2 separate regions of the Homo sapiens genome follow, and region 2 is linked to region 1. A link is a loop called in an ENCODE intact Hi-C map of the cell type or tissue named here. Cell type or tissue: endothelial cell of umbilical vein. All regions are shown on one strand. Links, peaks and the distances in the headings refer to the core of each region. The heading gives the core; the rest is flanking DNA. Region 1 holds the start of NAV3 (neuron navigator 3). Region 2 overlaps NAV3 (neuron navigator 3).

Region 1 (5,392 bases), core at 274-5,273:
GCACAAATGGACTAACACAGTGGGTTCGAGATGAATACAATCATCTATATTTTAGTAAGCACTCAGGTCACCATCACATCTGGTTTGTTGAACTCAGTTTGTAAAACCTCATTTTGAACTTCATCTACAAGGTATCAGTGACCGTAAGCTAATTTTTTACTTTCTCGGTGCCTTTGTCTCCTAGGTCTCAAAACGGTGTGGTTCTTTTAAGATAAATTGAGATGACAACTCCTGGCACAAAGCACATTTTTTATAGTAAGTTAGTTTGGTTTTGTTGCTTTTGGTGGTAGATATTACTGCAAAAAATTAGTTGACAGTGGCTACTAATACCATCTTATATTTCAGTCAGAGTGAAAGATATTGCCTAATATGCAAAAGGTATTTCAAAGTGAAAAGACATCTTATTGAATGTGAATCCTTTTTTTTCAATCTAATTGTTCCAGGAATTACGATACATTCTCCTCCAATGCATGTTTCCAAAATACCAATGAGCTCATTTGTAATTGGCAAACAGGAATTTTGTACTAGTATAATGCAGAAGTTGTGTAGCTTTATATACAATTTATTCTAGGCAAAGGGAAGCAGAATAGTCAGCGTAGAATTATAACCTTGGGTGGGCAAAGAAGCCCTCAGTTTGAATGTTGTATAGTCAGCAGGAGCCCTTTTGGCTCAGTTTTAAGAAAACTAAAAACAAAAACAAAAATGAATGCCTGCATCTGGGGCTTCCTCTTCAAAGGGGCATGCCCCTGGCCTTGTGCAGCTCTTAAATATTTGCAGTTGCCCTGACCCTGTACCCATTTCAATGGCAAGCCTACTGGCTTGGAGTTTGCCTTCCAACCGGATTTCTTCCACCAATTCTGGTTAAAGTGTTGCCAGCATTTATACCCAATTATTTTTTTATGTAATTCTGAGTCACTTCCTTGAGTGGTCCAAATTATTTTCTGAGGTGCCAATATTATTTTTGCTAGCAATATACTCCCAAAGTTGCATATGTTTTGAGTGAACTTCCTAGAATCAATTTTTCCCACAAGTTCTATTATTTAGGTGCTGTTTTGTTTTGCATTGTGAGGATTACAAGTTGCATATGTCTTATTATGAACTAAACCTCATTTTACGAACATGAACCTCTCCAACTCTGTATTACCTTATAGTTTCTGAAAGTTATAATGTGTTGAATGGTTTGCAAATTGCAAAATAACTTACTTCCTCAGAGAGATTATTTCATTTCTTTGATACCACTAGTGTTGTATTTGTTTTGTATTACCCCGCTGTGTAAAGCCCACTTGGGTTACTATTTTTAAAGCCTGCAAGACTTCTAACTTACATTTCCTGTCTTCTATGCTGCATCAGCAGAACATATACTTTTAGTTATTGGCTCTTTCATCTATAAATTACTGCTTCTTAGATAAAAGTACGTAGTGATTTAAAGACCTGGAAACAGTAGGCCAAAGATGACCATTTCTTCACTAAAGAAAGACATTTTCTATAAAAAATGGTTACGATTTAATAATTTCCATGATTCATTGTGTCTATACTAAGTGTCCACCACTCATTTTTCTAAGACCTTTGGTTGCATTATTACTAATTTTTATATTTGGTGTATATAATTGCTCTCTGTATCCATTTTCTGAGTGCAATCAGTTTCAGAACAATAATGCATGGTACATTAGATGTTTTCTTAAAAGTTTACCCCTTGTTTATTTAAAGTTCCTGACATGCTTTAACCAGAAATAGAACATGCTATGATTATATTAAAATAATTCTATGGATGGAAGCATCATCATTCATTCTCACTGAGTATCTGTTTGGACAGTTTTTAGAAGCTTGGGATTTTAAGTTGGACGTCATAAGCTTGAATAACAGTGTTATTTTCAACCATTTTAAAAGACAGGTTTACAAACTAAAATCATACATTCTTTCCCCCTTTCTAGCTTCATCATTTTAGTCAATTTTTTCAGTGTCTCCAAGTCATAGCTGTTCTTTCTATAAAGTGAAGAAAATAAATATGCCTATACTTTGAGTCATTCCAATGATTAAATGTGATAATGCATAAAATGCTTAGCTCCATAACTGCTTTGTAATACATTCCACATAAGTGTTAGCTTTGAATGTTTTTATAATCATGACTTATTAAATTTGGGAACAATGATTACTACATATTTAGTGCCCTGCTTCCTGTGTTTACTCTATTTTCATAACCTAGGCAGCTATGGTCCGATGAATGATTTAACTGCTTTAGCTAGTTGCACTATTGCATGATTTTAGCCTGATTTCATGGGATGCAACAGAATGAACATCGTGGCTCATGGCTGTCAGTAGTGAAAAATAGCTGGAAATCAGACAAACAACTTTATTGCTGAGATTGTTTCCGGGCTAAAAGTTCTTCCAACAGCTGTTTGTTTTGGCCATTAACATGTCCATTCTTTTTATTTTTTCTGAGCTGGGGGAAATACAATTTTCTTTAAAAAGAGAATGCAGGCTGGCTATTTCTGAAATCAGGAAGAACCCCTGTCCTTCCACTGTTGTGGTCTTTTGGCTGCTCTGACAGTTGGACTGAAGGGCTTTTCCTTTTGATTTTTTCCTCTTTTTCAATCTCAAAGTTCAGACTCAGACTGCTTTAGTGAGAAAAAAAAATAAGCAAAACTAAGAGCTCTTTAATCCTAAGAAGGAGCTTTGTAGCAGTTACCTTGAAGAAGAGTTTACTCCCCAAAGGAGTATTTAGTATTACTTAGATACTGAGTCACTGAACAGAGAGAGAGAGAGAGACAGAGAGAGAGAGAGAGAGAGAGAGACAGAGAGAGAGAGAGAGAGAGAGAAAGAGAGAGAGAGAGAGAATGAGAATGAATATGAATCCCAGCCAGCAAGAAAGAAAAGATACTTAACTAAAGATGCAGGGAAGTTTTGCCTCTTCCTGAAAATTATATTATTAGCTTTTTAAAAATCAGGATGACTGCTAGTTTTGTTTAAAGTATTTGTTCTGGAAATACTAAAGTTGGAGTCTACCAGACTGAGGTTAGAAGCATTTTCTTTGGCAGCAAGAAGATAATTTTATAGAAGCCATGCCTGTTCTTGGGGTTGCCTCAAAACTGAGGCAGCCAGCTGTTGGGTCAAAGCCTGTGCATACTGCTCTTCCGATACCAAATCTTGGCACTACTGGGTCACAGCACTGTTCTTCAAGACCTTTGGAACTTACTGAAACAGAGAGCTCCATGCTTTCTTGTCAGCTTGCGTTAAAATCAACCTGTGAATTTGGAGAGAAGAAACCCCTCCAAGGAAAAGCCAAGGAGAAAGAAGACAGCAAGGTTAGTTGCTGAAGTTACCTGCAGACTTGTGTAGCTAAAATGCACATTTCTCTTTAAGTGCACTATAAAACATGTTATGAAATGGGGAGTAGTAGAGGAATACCAGTGTAAGGATGTAAGTAGTTATAATGGCTGAAAAGCTGAATATTTAGCTTATGTAAACACTGTATTCTTAGTTTAGAGTTGTAAAAGTCATGATCAAAATTTTCTGAATATGCATCTATTGTAATCATTTAATACTACTTATTGATGAATGCCTAGTTAGTTCTAGATATTGCTCTATTACTAATAATCATAATCAGTCACAAATGTGAGAAAAAGAGAACCTATTGTCATCCATACTGCAATGTATGAAAATAGGTACTTTCAAAAAGACATTTATTTGTAATAATTCATATAGACACCATCACTTTTCTCTAAATGTCATTTGCATTTCAAAGAATTTCTGCTTGAAAATTTGTATCATAGGCTGCTTAATTCATTGCAGTATGAAGGAAAATGACATACTATTTTCCTTGATACTGCACATTTATATGGACTTTCCCTTGTAAACTGAAACGCTACTCTTTTACTTATTACTGACATCTTTTTCAGTCATTTAATTTATGATATTTTGTGAGTAGTTGCTCATAGCCCTTGGTTTCTAAAGCATACTACAACCGTTTTCTCCAGTCACGCATGCTAGAATGGCACTGAAGCTGCTGAACTTCATGCGGATTCATTTGTACCTTGATAAGCGTCACTTTTGTTTTGTGCATTTTTACTTTTATTGGTACATATTAGGTGTATATATTTATGGGTACATATTGGTGTATATATTTATGTGGTTCATGAGAGATTCTGATACAGGCATACAATGTGTAATAATCATATCAGGGTAAATGGAGTATCTGTTGCCTTAAGCATTTATCATGTCTTTGTGTTGCAAACATTATATATTCTTTTAGTTATTTAAAAATATAGAATAAGTTATTGTTGACAGTAATCATCCTATAGTGCTATCAAATACTAGATCTTATTCATTCTATCTAAATGTATTTTTGTACTCATTAACGATCCACACTCCCCCTACCCCTCGCCACTACCCTTTCCAGCCTCTGGTAACCATCATTCTACTCAGCATCACTTTTTAATGCAGCATTAACTATGATGTCAAGCTTTCCAAAGTCACAGCCTCGTCTCTGGCTTCTTAGGAAATATTTTCATTTTACTCTGCTATCCAAATGTTAGTTTAAAATAATTTAAGGAAAAAACCTTTATACAAAAATCAACTCTAGAAGTGAAAAAGAAAGCCACTCCTTTTTCTACAATGCCCATCCCACCTTCACCTGTTCAGATCCTTTAAGCTTTATCCCAGATCCAACTTTATTCATAAAGTCTTTGCTAGCTATCCCTTCCCCACCATTCCTCCTTCCCAATTCTTTTTCTGTAGAAATGCTTGTGTATTTTAATTATCTGGATAATTTCTTTTAATTATCTGGATAATTTATTTGTATCTCCACTAAGTTGAAAACATATAGAAGGCAGGTCTCGTATCTTATCCTGTGTTCCAGCTCTCTCCCTGTACAATGCTTTATGCATGATAAGAATTAAATAGTAGTTGGATGAATGAATACAGCAATTAATGAATCAATGAATGAATAAATAGTTATTCCGAGAAGGATTCAGTTAAGTTTGTTCATCTTTTGGAATCATTTCGAAACAGGAAATGTTTCCTTGTCCCCCTCACAGGGCATGTGACAGCAGGAGTGGCTTACGTCTTCAATGCCCCGCTGCTGAAACCTCTAGAGGGATCATGCAGATGGGCAGGGTGTGGAGCTTCGACCCTACAGCAGCATCTAGGGTTGAGTATTTACAGCTCCTGAAGCTCCAGTGGGCGTGTGTTACAGTGTGTTCTTTTAGTTTTGCAGTATGAAGGTGGCTTGTGTTAATCAGCTCAGTTAGACCCTCTGCCTTATTGCAAGGGCAGAGGGCTTTCTGTATTCTGGGTTCTCGCCTTGGTTCCGGAAAAATCGAGTCACATGTGGGCTTGGAGGATGAGTGCAAGGTTCTTTTGAATGTTGGAAGTACCTCTCAGCAGATGGATGGGG
Region 2 (5,392 bases), core at 317-5,316, 58 kb after region 1:
TATAGCAAATTGGTCTTGAATGTCACTTAAGCATTTTGTTGTTTCCACCCCTGGACAACTCATTGTTGAACTCATCTTTCTCAAGGATGTAGATAGAGCCCCCATTTTTTTCCTGATATTCTTGCATTTAACTACCATAGCTTACTGAATAAAAGCAGCTGAATTTGATCCATGTTTAATGTCATTTTCTTAATCTTTCTGGACTTGGATATGCTTTTTAGAAAAATTCTTTTTTTCTTACATAAATATCTAGAACAGTGCCTATCAATAAATAATCATTGAGCTGAAATAAGCTATAATATTGTGGTTCCAATCGGATATTGGTTTATACCCCTCGATTTTAATCATCATAGTCAACTTAAAATGCCTTTGTATGAGATTTTTCAATTGTTTTCATTTAATGTAGTGTGGATTCCAAGCTATATGGGAATGGAACATTCTTTTCCAGGTTAATGGGACTTTGACAACAGTTTTTCATGTTCACTAAACAAACATGAATTAGGTTCCAGGTATAATGTTAGTAGCTAATGATACAAATATTGACCTTGCGTTAGAGAAGAACCCATTCTGGAGAAATAGAGGAACCTCTCACAGTGGCTTTTCAGCATAGGTGCATTTAATTAGGAAATTCAGTGATAGGAGCTGGTAAGAAAGGGAGAGAGTGAGGGTAGACTTAAAGAGAAAATAATATAAATGCTATGAAAAAATTCTGCCCACCATTCCATATAGTTTTGCTCTTTGGTAATCATGAGATGGAAGACTTAGATCCCTTAGTTGGCTTCAATTTCTACACAACTATATAGGGTTGAATCCTTAAAACTACATATCTTCTGCTTCAGTGGGAACTTAGAATTTTCAAGGGAAAATTCAAGTATGAGTACTTATTGCCTTATGTGGTAACTTCAAAACCAGTATCCAGGGAAAGATCGTGACAATATGATTAGGGCTGGGGTTAAGTTTTATTGAAATTCATATTTATTTTTGTGATTATGTGACACTTGTTTTTCTCCACTAGATTATAAACTACATGATAACAAAGGCAATATCTACTTTGTTTATTCTTATGTGATTAGCATTTTGCAAAAGCCCCAAGATTTAATAGAAAATAAATATTTGTTGGATGAGTGGAGTTATTCCACGTTAATCTCCTTTTTCCACTTTGAGAGACTTATTTAGAGAGTGCTAATACTTTTGTGAAATATTTTTAGAGTTTTAAACTAATTCAATATATAAAAATTAATTTAAAAGTAAGTAGTAAACTGTAAAATAACTAAACCTCATTTCATCCACAAAATTCAGTGAAGCTTATAACAAGGTTTTTTAAGATATGAAACATTATCCAACAAAGCAATAAAATTGATGTTATCAGAAATTTTTAAATCATGTTATTGTAATTATGCATTTAATTATTTCAGTTTTTAGATATCTAAGAGGGAAAAAAGAGATAATGGGAATAGATCGAATGTTACAGTGGCAAACAATAAAGCGTATCTAAAGACACAAAAGTTGTTGAGTTTTTTTTTTCTGGAATGAATTCCTTAAGTGCTTTCTGGTCATGGTTCCTTAAATGAGGAATATGCGGTAAAATATGATGATTTTAACCATGGGTTTGCAAAAGATTTAGGAAGGTTATTTAAATGTACATTTTAAACCCATACTCTAACTAAAGTGGTTATCATTGTATACAATTATCCAAATAGGCCAAGCATGGTGGCTCATGCCTGTAATCCCAAGGAGGTAGAGGCAGGGGGATTACTTGAGACCAGGAGTTTGAGACTCAACTGAGACCCCCATCTCTACAAAGAAATAAATAAAAATTAGCCTGACATAGTAGCATGTGACTATAGTCCCAGCTACTGGGGAGGTTGAAGCAGGAGGATTGTTTTGGCCTAGGAGGTCAAGACTGCAGTGAGCCGCGATCATGTCACTGCACTCCAGCCTGGACAGCACAGCAAGACCCTGTTTTAAAAATTAACCAATTAAATAATTAAATAATTTCTGCAGTGAGCTTAATGGCTGATTTTGTTTTTGAAATACTTTATCTTAATACAGTAAGACAAAGTAATGAAGAGAAGCATAAGTTAATAGCCTCATTAAGTTTTGCCCTCAAATGTTATGTCCCAAGTAAGTCTTTGGGTTGGAGTCAATTCCTGGTTGAATTATCTAATATGTATCCAAAGATCCTATAGTTTATGCTGATTAAGAATGACCTGTATGTATTAAGCATTGTGTATGTGGGATGTGGAATTGGCATGAGTCACTGAATGTTCTAAGTCTTCAAATGTTTTTATCTTTGTTTTCTCAGAGAGGTGAGTCATATGTGTGTGACTGTGGATAGGACCGGTGTTCTTCTGCTCAATAACATACATACTCAGGGGGAACTCCATCTTGTTCTATATAATATGGACAAGTGATTTCTTGAAAAAAATTTTAGGACAGATTTGGTCAATTGAGTGTTTTAATCTCAGAATAACCTCAATGCCCTCCAAACCTGCATCTGCTGGGCCCAGCATGATGGTTAGCATCCACCTTTTGTGTGGTGCAATGGTTTATTTTATGTGTCAACTTGACTGGACAATGGAGTGCCAAGACTTTTGGTCAAACATTATTTTGGGTGTGTATATGAAGGCGTCTGGATGAGATTAACATTTAAATCAGTAGACTGAATAAAGCAGATTGCCCTCCCTATTATTGGTGGGCCTCATCCAATCAATTGAAGATCCAAGTAAAACAAAAATGCTGATTAAGAGGGAACTTTACCTGCCTGACTACTTGAGCTGAGACATCAGTCTTCTGTCCTGGGACTGCAGCTTGCACCATCAGCTCTCCTGCTTCTCATGCTCTCAGACTTGGACTGGAACTACACCACCATCTTTCCTGAGTCTCTAGCTTGCTGGCTACAGATCTTGGGCCTTTTCAGCCTTCATAATTAGTTCTGTTTCTCTCGCAAACCATGAGTAATATAGGTAGACATATCTATGGCTGAAATACTGGACAATTAATGGAAATGTGACTATTTTAACTACTCTAAGTTAATTCAATAATAACTCAGTAAATATTATTTTACTTTGCAATGATTCATGTTATACTGAACTCTATAAGTTGTTATGTTGAACATAAAATAAAGTACTTTATCATTCATATTCATGACTTTTCTGTTTAGGATTAATGGTATTAAATAGTTGAAACAGTTGTTAGTAGAGATGTAAATTAATTAATAACTTTAGGTTTTTCTCAATATCACTCTGAAGTACAATTTATATGTATAGTGTGAAAGAAGATACTAGTTGAAGACTAGCATATTTTAGCATAAGAAAATATGTCCAATGGTTATGATGTTCTTATGCATCTGGTATATTTTTCAGGGTATACATAGATCAGCCGTTATAAGTTTGAACTCTGTATAAGTACATACAGTAGTTATCATTCTTGGCCTATAGCTATCTGAAGTCCAACTGGAATAACCAGTCAAAACTGACACCAAAACCAGTAGGTGAGGGAAATAACACAAAAACCAGTAGGTGAGGGAAACCTAAGAAGCTGAACTGAATTCTCGAATTATATCTTATGTTAGTCTCATAAAGCTTTATTTTATAAATTATTCTTATAAACAAACTATAATTCAAATTGAATCAAGTCTCAGTTCTCAGTTGATCACTGCAAACTCCGCTCCACAGCTCAAGCAGTCTTTCTACCTCAGCCTCCCAAGTAGCTGAGACGACAGGTGCCTGCCTGTCACTATGTCTGGCTTTTTATTTTTATTTTTATTTATTTTTTGTATTTTTAGTAGAGATGGGGTTTCACCCTGTTGCCCAGGCTGGTCTCAAACTCCTTAGCTCAAGCAATCCCCTCACCTCTGCCTCCCAAAGTGCTGGGATTACAGGCATGAACCACTGTACCAGCCTCAGTTGAATTTTTTGATGAATGCATTTCCTGAGGACTCTGCTATTAGCAACATATTTTCATTTCTTTAATTGTAAATGAATTATGAAATAAATATGATAAATACAATATTTATATGTTAGCTTGTATTTGCTTCCTACATGGTTATCAATAGTTGTTTCCATGTCTATTTCTTACCTTTCTTTAAAAATGTAGTGAGAACCTCTGTTTTTACTTTGATATTTTTACGATTCTTCATCGAGTAAATGCCTGCTCTATATTGACTCAGAAAAATATCCAGAAATTACAATATAACAACTATAAAATTAGAATTTAAAGTATGTAGATGGCTTCTTACACAAAGTAGTTACTTCACAATAAGTATTCATTGAATATGTGTAAACATCTCACACAGCTATCTGTAAACTCTGCAGGAAAGCTGCACGAGTTCTCCTGAAAGTAAATTCAAGTTACAGCAACATCTGAAATGCCTATAATGTTGCAGAAACTAGTTCAAAGAGAGGAATCATACACAATGTTCTAATATGATAAATGATTTCATAATTTAGACAAAAGGTAATTCTCCAAAGCAGACTGTGATTAGTCAAATATTTTCCATCCTTTTTTTTTAAGTAAGATTATCCCATTTCATAAATAGGACTCCCTGTTAATTTAGCATTCATGATGAAATATTAGAAGTTTTTCTTGGTATTCCTGTCTTAAATGTTGACAAATAAAACAAACTCAAATAACAAAATAATTTAAATTAAATATAATTTTCCCAGTAATTTAGGTAGGGCCTTTTGTATCTATGCTGTGATTTAATATCAATTTATAAAGATAAATTTATAAAGATAAATACATTTATAAAGATAAATTTATAAAGATAATATAATTTAATATAAATTTATAAAGATAAATTTATAAAGATAATATAATTTAATATAAATTTATAAAGATTACTTCAATACTAACTCAGTAAATGTTTCTATGGTGAGCATCTTTTTCATATTATGTTGAACCCAAAATATCCTCAAAAGTGCCTTGTCTTTATATCTCTTTGTTTATATCTTCTGCAGATAAATATATGTAGTCTTTTTGGACAGGTGGCCATTTCACTTATTCTCAAATCCAGATTTTTTTTCAGTACTTTTAAATAACGTTCCAGTCCTATTATTTATGACTTGATACATGTTTTTGAACAGCAACAACCTAAGTTAAAGTGACTTTAAAAAATGTACTCGGTCATAGAAATCACAGACAGGGCTAATAACTTAACAAACACTGTTTAGTGAAACTGAAGCTTAGAGAGTTTAAGGACTTGTACATGACCCCAAAGCCAGCAGCTGCAGAGACGGCTTTAAAGTCTTGCTTTCCAGTGTAATGCTTTTCTGTGTTACACTCTGCTGCCTTCCAGAGAAGAACCACTCATCTTAAGTGCTGGCTCCCTTGTCCATTTATTTTATCCTACCTGGAAGGTGTCATTGAACCCTTCATTCTCTCCCTTCTT

Evidence for each region. A loop is a pair of places that touch in the nucleus more often than their neighbours do. Peaks named below come from ENCODE experiments on the same cell type or tissue, not always from the same donor. Only the 100,000 strongest peaks of a DNase experiment are listed, where the experiment ranks them.
Region 2: it touches region 1 in a loop (5-fold over the local background); 4 of 110 quality-filtered maps call a loop at or near these places.

What each region holds. Positions count from the first base shown.
Region 1 is chr12:77,828,403-77,833,794 of GRCh38, forward strand. It overlaps NAV3 (neuron navigator 3), which reads left to right and starts at 2,492. Exons shown (of 40, transcript NM_001024383.2): 1 at 2,492-3,302. The coding sequence starts at 3,060. In endothelial cell of umbilical vein, for the core only: no CTCF peak of the experiment used is centred there; a DNase peak (open chromatin) is centred at 2,309; H3K27ac peaks cover 598 bases.
Region 2 is chr12:77,886,511-77,891,902 of GRCh38, forward strand. The region is part of intron 1 of NAV3 (neuron navigator 3); the gene reads left to right. Among named protein-coding and RNA genes, the nearest start is that of NAV3, 58 kb to the left of the region's middle. RefSeq lists an enhancer at 1,915-3,114. In endothelial cell of umbilical vein, for the core only: no CTCF peak of the experiment used is centred there; a DNase peak (open chromatin) is centred at 2,261; H3K27ac peaks cover 1,026 bases.